Linked DNA regions of Homo sapiens: region 1 is linked to region 2. Evidence: read pairs that join two places in POLR2A ChIA-PET (ENCODE). Cell type or tissue: Panc1. All regions are shown on one strand.

The links. ChIA-PET counts read pairs that join two places held together with the same protein. Peaks named below come from ENCODE experiments on the same cell type or tissue, not always from the same donor. Only the 100,000 strongest peaks of a DNase experiment are listed, where the experiment ranks them.
Region 1: POLR2A ChIA-PET joins it to region 2 with 11 read pairs; 3 of 35 experiments call an interaction of 5 or more read pairs at or near these places.

The regions. Positions count from the first base shown.
Region 1 is chr2:47,263,712-47,266,211 of GRCh38, reverse strand. The region is part of intron 3 of EPCAM-DT (EPCAM divergent transcript); the gene reads left to right. It overlaps LOC107985882 (a long non-coding RNA gene), which reads left to right and starts at 754. Exons shown (of 3, transcript XR_001739451.1): 1 at 754-1,079; 2 at 1,220-1,498. In Panc1, no CTCF peak of the experiment used is centred here; no DNase peak of the experiment used is centred here.
Region 2 is chr2:46,963,712-46,966,211 of GRCh38, reverse strand. The region is part of intron 3 of TTC7A (tetratricopeptide repeat domain 7A); the gene reads right to left. Among named protein-coding and RNA genes, the nearest start is that of TTC7A, 24 kb to the right of the region's middle. In Panc1, no CTCF peak of the experiment used is centred here; no DNase peak of the experiment used is centred here.

The DNA of each region.
Region 1 (2,500 bases), 300 kb before region 2:
GGCTCAGTCACCACTGCACCTGGGAAGCCTTCCTTAACTCTCCTGACAGGCTGGTCTCCTCTCTGACGCATGCTCCAGGCACCATCCACTTCCTTCTCCTTTGTTGCTTTTGTCATGGCTATTATTTTACATTTGTTTCTGCAATTATCTGATGAATGTCTTTCTGCGTCTATGCTGTCTCCATCCATGACAGGGATTATGTCTGTTTATGCTTCCCGCTCTCTTTCTACCACTCAGCACGTTCTTGCCACAGACTCTCAATAAATGTTGATGCATAAATAATGAATGACAGATGAGATGGATGGATGGATGAGCCTGCAGGATATGACAGGCAGAAGGGAGGGAAGGGATTACAACAGATATGCCTCCAAGGTAGAAGACAGCTTGGGATCAGGGCAGGCTCAATCTCTGCATAGTGGAGTAGGTGGCTGCCTGTAGTGCAATTTCAGGGTCACTGGGAAGGCCCTCCTCCACCTCCACTCCAGTGCATGACAACCATTTTATAAAAGGAGATGAAGCCTTTTGTTCCCCAAAGTGTACAGAGCTCAGGCCTGAATCCCACACTCCTGGGGGTGCCAGAGGGGCTCAGGGGCTTACATTCATAGTGCTAAGGGGTAAATGACTCATAGAGGCTTCCCTAAGAGCAAAGTGTGATTAGGGGGAGGGGGCAGTGTGGAGGAGGAGGGGAGAGGGAACTGGGGAGCTAGGATGGAACCCACATGGGGGAAAGGACCCAGAAAAGGCCAACCTTGACCTGCAGCATTGTTTTGCCTCTGCTGCACACAGCCCATTTCTACTGGGAATTAACAACCTTTTTGGTAAACCTGGTTCTGCAAATATTTGACGTCTGGAAAACTTTCAACAAAGACGGCGTTCGGAAGCCTGGCTCGGAGGCCCCAGGATGACAACCTAATTACATTCCTTTTAATAGCTCCTTCCCAAGTGCTCAGTCAGGGACATCTGCTCTGCCGCGGTTGCACCTTCAGGGAGGAATATTTTTAACACCGTCATGCCACAAAAGGAAACTTCTGAAGGCTGGATGAAAATGGCCTCTGCGTTCCCAGAGCCTCAGGGCCCAGGTAGGGCCTCAACTTCTCCCCCACTCCTTTCAGTACCACCCCCCAAAACAGGGCCAGGCTCCTTTCACAAGCAGAGGAGGTGGCTGGCTTACTAGGAAGTGTCTTTTTTATAATCTTTTTTAAAAATCTTCCTTTTTCAGTTTTCACAGAGGTAAATTCAATGTGCCAGGCCATCTCAGCCTCGCCCAGCTTTCCGTGTTAGCAGGGTGTCTGAAATAACCGTCCAGAGCACAGCAGAGCCACTGGTGCCAGCCCTGCGCGCTCCCACTGGGCCCCATCAGTCAGGGTGCTTTCTGCTCCTGGCTGCTTCTACCTGTTTACTGGACTTACCTCCACACCCCAGCTGGGGGTCCCCCGCCCAGACCCTTGCTATGGCAGAAGCCCCTGGGATCAACAAGGAAAATGCAAGGAGCCGAGAGGTAATCTACTCCACATTCTCTCCCCGCTTTCTGCAGACAAGTTACCTGAGGCCCGGAAAGGCAGAGAGTGGCTCAAGGAGTTAGCATTAATGCCGGGTTCACTCCCCTATTTTCAGCCAAAGAATGTGTTTGGGTGAGAGCTGCTCTGTTCATAAGTTCATCAAAAACACATCGGCAGGCCCTTGATTGAAGAGTGACCTCTTTATCTAGCAGCCTATTCCCTTTGACAGAGGAAGACCTCTGGAGCAAGAGGGAGCACCTGACCGGCTCTGGCCCCAACACCCATGTGCCCATCAGAAAGGAGCTGCTGAGTGGCGAGGGGGCGCTGTGCCGTGTCTGCACTGATGTGATTTTTAAGGATGGATGCCTTTTTTCATGAGAGGCTCTAGCACATGACAAGGGCACCATGGAGACTTTGTACTTACGCTTCCTCAAAGTCCTTCCCGTACTTTCAGTGAAGACAAAGCAGCAGCATTTCCCTGCAAGTGCCTAGGAGCAAAGAGTGAAAGCTTTACTTTACCCAGTGGAGATCTTCATTTCTCAGCCCACAGTCTGCTGGCCATCGGCTGGGTGCTGTTCCTTTCACTGCACACATAGTCTTTGTTGCCTTTTCCCTTCAGCTCTGATTTTTTGGTTGTTTTGTGTGTGTGTGTGTGTGTGTGTGTGTGTGTGTGTGTGTGTGTGTGTGTGCTTTGTTTTTTGTTTTGAGACAGGATCTTGCTCTGTCACCCAGGCTGGAGTGCAGTGGCGTGATCTCTGCTCACTGCAACCTCCACCTCCTGGGCTCAAGCAATTCTCATGCCTCAGCCTCCTGAGTAGTTGATACTACAGGTGTGCACTACGAGGCCTGGCTAATTTTCGTGTTGTTAGTAGAGACGAGGTTTTTTGCCACGTTGGCCAGGCTGGTCTTGAACTCCTGGCCTCAAGCGATCTGCCCACCTCAGCCTCCCAAAGTGCTGGGATTGCAGGTGTGAGCCACCGCACCCGGCCCGGCTTCAGCTC
Region 2 (2,500 bases):
TTTGGGAGCCTGAGGCGGGAGGATCATCTGAGGTCGAGAGTTCAAGACCAGCCTGACTAACATGGAGAAACCCCATCTCTACTAAAAATACAAAATTAGCCAGGCGTGGTGGCGCATGCCTGTAAACCCAGCTACTCGGGAGGCGGAGGCAGGAGAATTGCTTGAACCCGGGAGGTGGAGGTTGCGGTGAGCTGAGATCGTGCCATTGCACTCTAGCCTGGGCAACAGAGCAAGACTCCACCTCAAGAAAAAAAAAAGTATGCACTTAGAAAATATTTTCAAGTGATGCTCACAATAACCTCTTAGGTAAGGGTTTAACCCTTCTCCAGAGTTACAAATAAAAAATCTAAGCGGGGCATGGTGGCTCACGCCTGTAACTCCAGTACTCCTGGAGGCTGAGGCAGGCGGATCACTTGAGGTCAGGAGTTCAAGAACAGCCTGGCTAACATTGCGAAACCCCATCTCTACTGAAAATACAAAAAATTAGCAGGGTATGGTAGTACGTGCCTGTAATTCCAGCTATTCTGGAGGCTGAGACAGGAGAATCATTTGAAGCCAGGAGGCAGAGGTTGCAGTGAGCCGAGATCGCATCACTGCACTCCAGCCTGGGCAACAGAGTGAGACTGTCTCAAAAAAAAAAAAAAAAAATGAATCCAGGGAAAACGGATTAATTCCAAGACCCCTCAGCTAAAAGCATCAGTGTCGACTAGCTCCAGGTCTCTGGCTGGATGAGGCCTGATCCCCTAGCAGCCTGCTCCTCCTTCTCCATCTGGAAGCCAGCCTCTCACCTGGGGCCAAGACAGCAGTGCCACAGGGACTGAGCTCCTGTCCATGTGAGGCACACAGCCCACACCCCTTGGAGAGGGAAGCCAAAATCAACAGTGAATTCCCGCCATACCAGGGCTAAAAACACAAAAACCAAGTATGCTATCATATCCTGTCCTGGAAGCAGCGTAGTGTTCTTTCTTTTTAAAAAGTTTTAATCAGCCACACAATTCCAGGTGACAGCAGAATACCTTGGGGTTGCACTGACCAAAAGAGAACAGTAAAAAAAGAAGCCCATCTTCAACGGGCGGGGAGAGGAGAATCTGCAGATCATAATCCTTCTGGCTGCTGAGGGCATTTCACCTTTTGACTTTGCACAGCAGCTTCACAACCTAGCATGTCACTGCACTGCACAGTTCATGTGCACCACGGTCAGGGCATCAGGACCTCCCTGGCGCTGGGTGTGAGGTGAAGGAGAACGCGAGCCGGCCAGGCTGACGCTGGGGGCAGGACCCATTCTCAAGGGGCCTGTGCTCCATCCATGGAGCCACAGTGAACCCTAAATTAGGCACCAATGACTAAGGTCTGCCAGGCTCAAGGTAGAATGAATGGCTGGAGAAATGGCAGTCACTCTCCATGCCCTTAGCACACTGAGCTAGTGCTAGAGAAATGGAAGAGACCCACCGGAGCTTGGGGAGGCTGAACGGGCTAAAGCTAGAGATGTCCAAAGAGCAGGCCCCGAAACATCCTGGATGCCAATCAAAGCCAGGGAATAACCCTCAGAGCTCAGACCAACAAAAAAGTGGGTGATTTGTTACCCTGGATCCACAAAGGCTTCATCCTAGTCTAGGGCCCAGACCCCTCAGCTCCAGACCCTAGAGAAGATTGCCCCAGACAGAGTGCTGAACCATAGGTGAGCCTGATTTGAGGGGGAACAGGCTGTGGTGCACCTCAGGGTGTGGTGACCCACAGCCAAAGATCTAGAAACCCCAGTGAAGAGAGACACCCTGAGCCTTACTGTGGGCTCTCCGCTCTGGGCCCTCTCATGGGGCCCACCTGGCCCTCACACTCATTCCCAATCCATCCCACACACACCTCCTCTTGGCTCCAAGAAGTATGATTACACTGCACCTCCAAACAAGCCACCTCCCCTTGTTTCCCCCGGGGCTTCCCTTTGGCCTTCCCTTGCTGGAAGGCACCTCTTCCCCTCAACTGTAGGTGATTCATCCTCAAGTTCAGGCTCACCACCCAGCTCGCCTGTGAAGGCCCCACAACTAGCTGGATCTCACCTCCCTCTGCAAGAGTGCTTCAATCGAACAAGCCTGAATGCTGGAGTCAGAGAGAGCGATGTCCACAGCCTGACCCTGCAACTACTGGTGTAACCTGAGGTGAATCATTTCTGCCTGCGCTCTGGGGCTCTGCCTCCATGCCTTTTACCTACTTTCATAACCGTACCCTGGTTTTCCTTTGAGGAACCATTCCCACATCTCAGTCCACAAGATTCAGGTGGGGGAAATCCCACCCCTGACACCAGCCCAGTATCCTAGGTGCTGGGCACAATTGGCTCCAGGGTGGGCATGAGACCAAGCCAGGTCCATGAGAAGCTTCCCCAGGCAGTCTCTCCTTCTGAGTTTGTGGGTGCCATACTGCAAGAACCATGTACTCCTGGAGCTGCTGAGGAAGACCTCAACAGACCTCAATAGCTGAGCCCCCGGATTCAGCTATGCCTGATGCC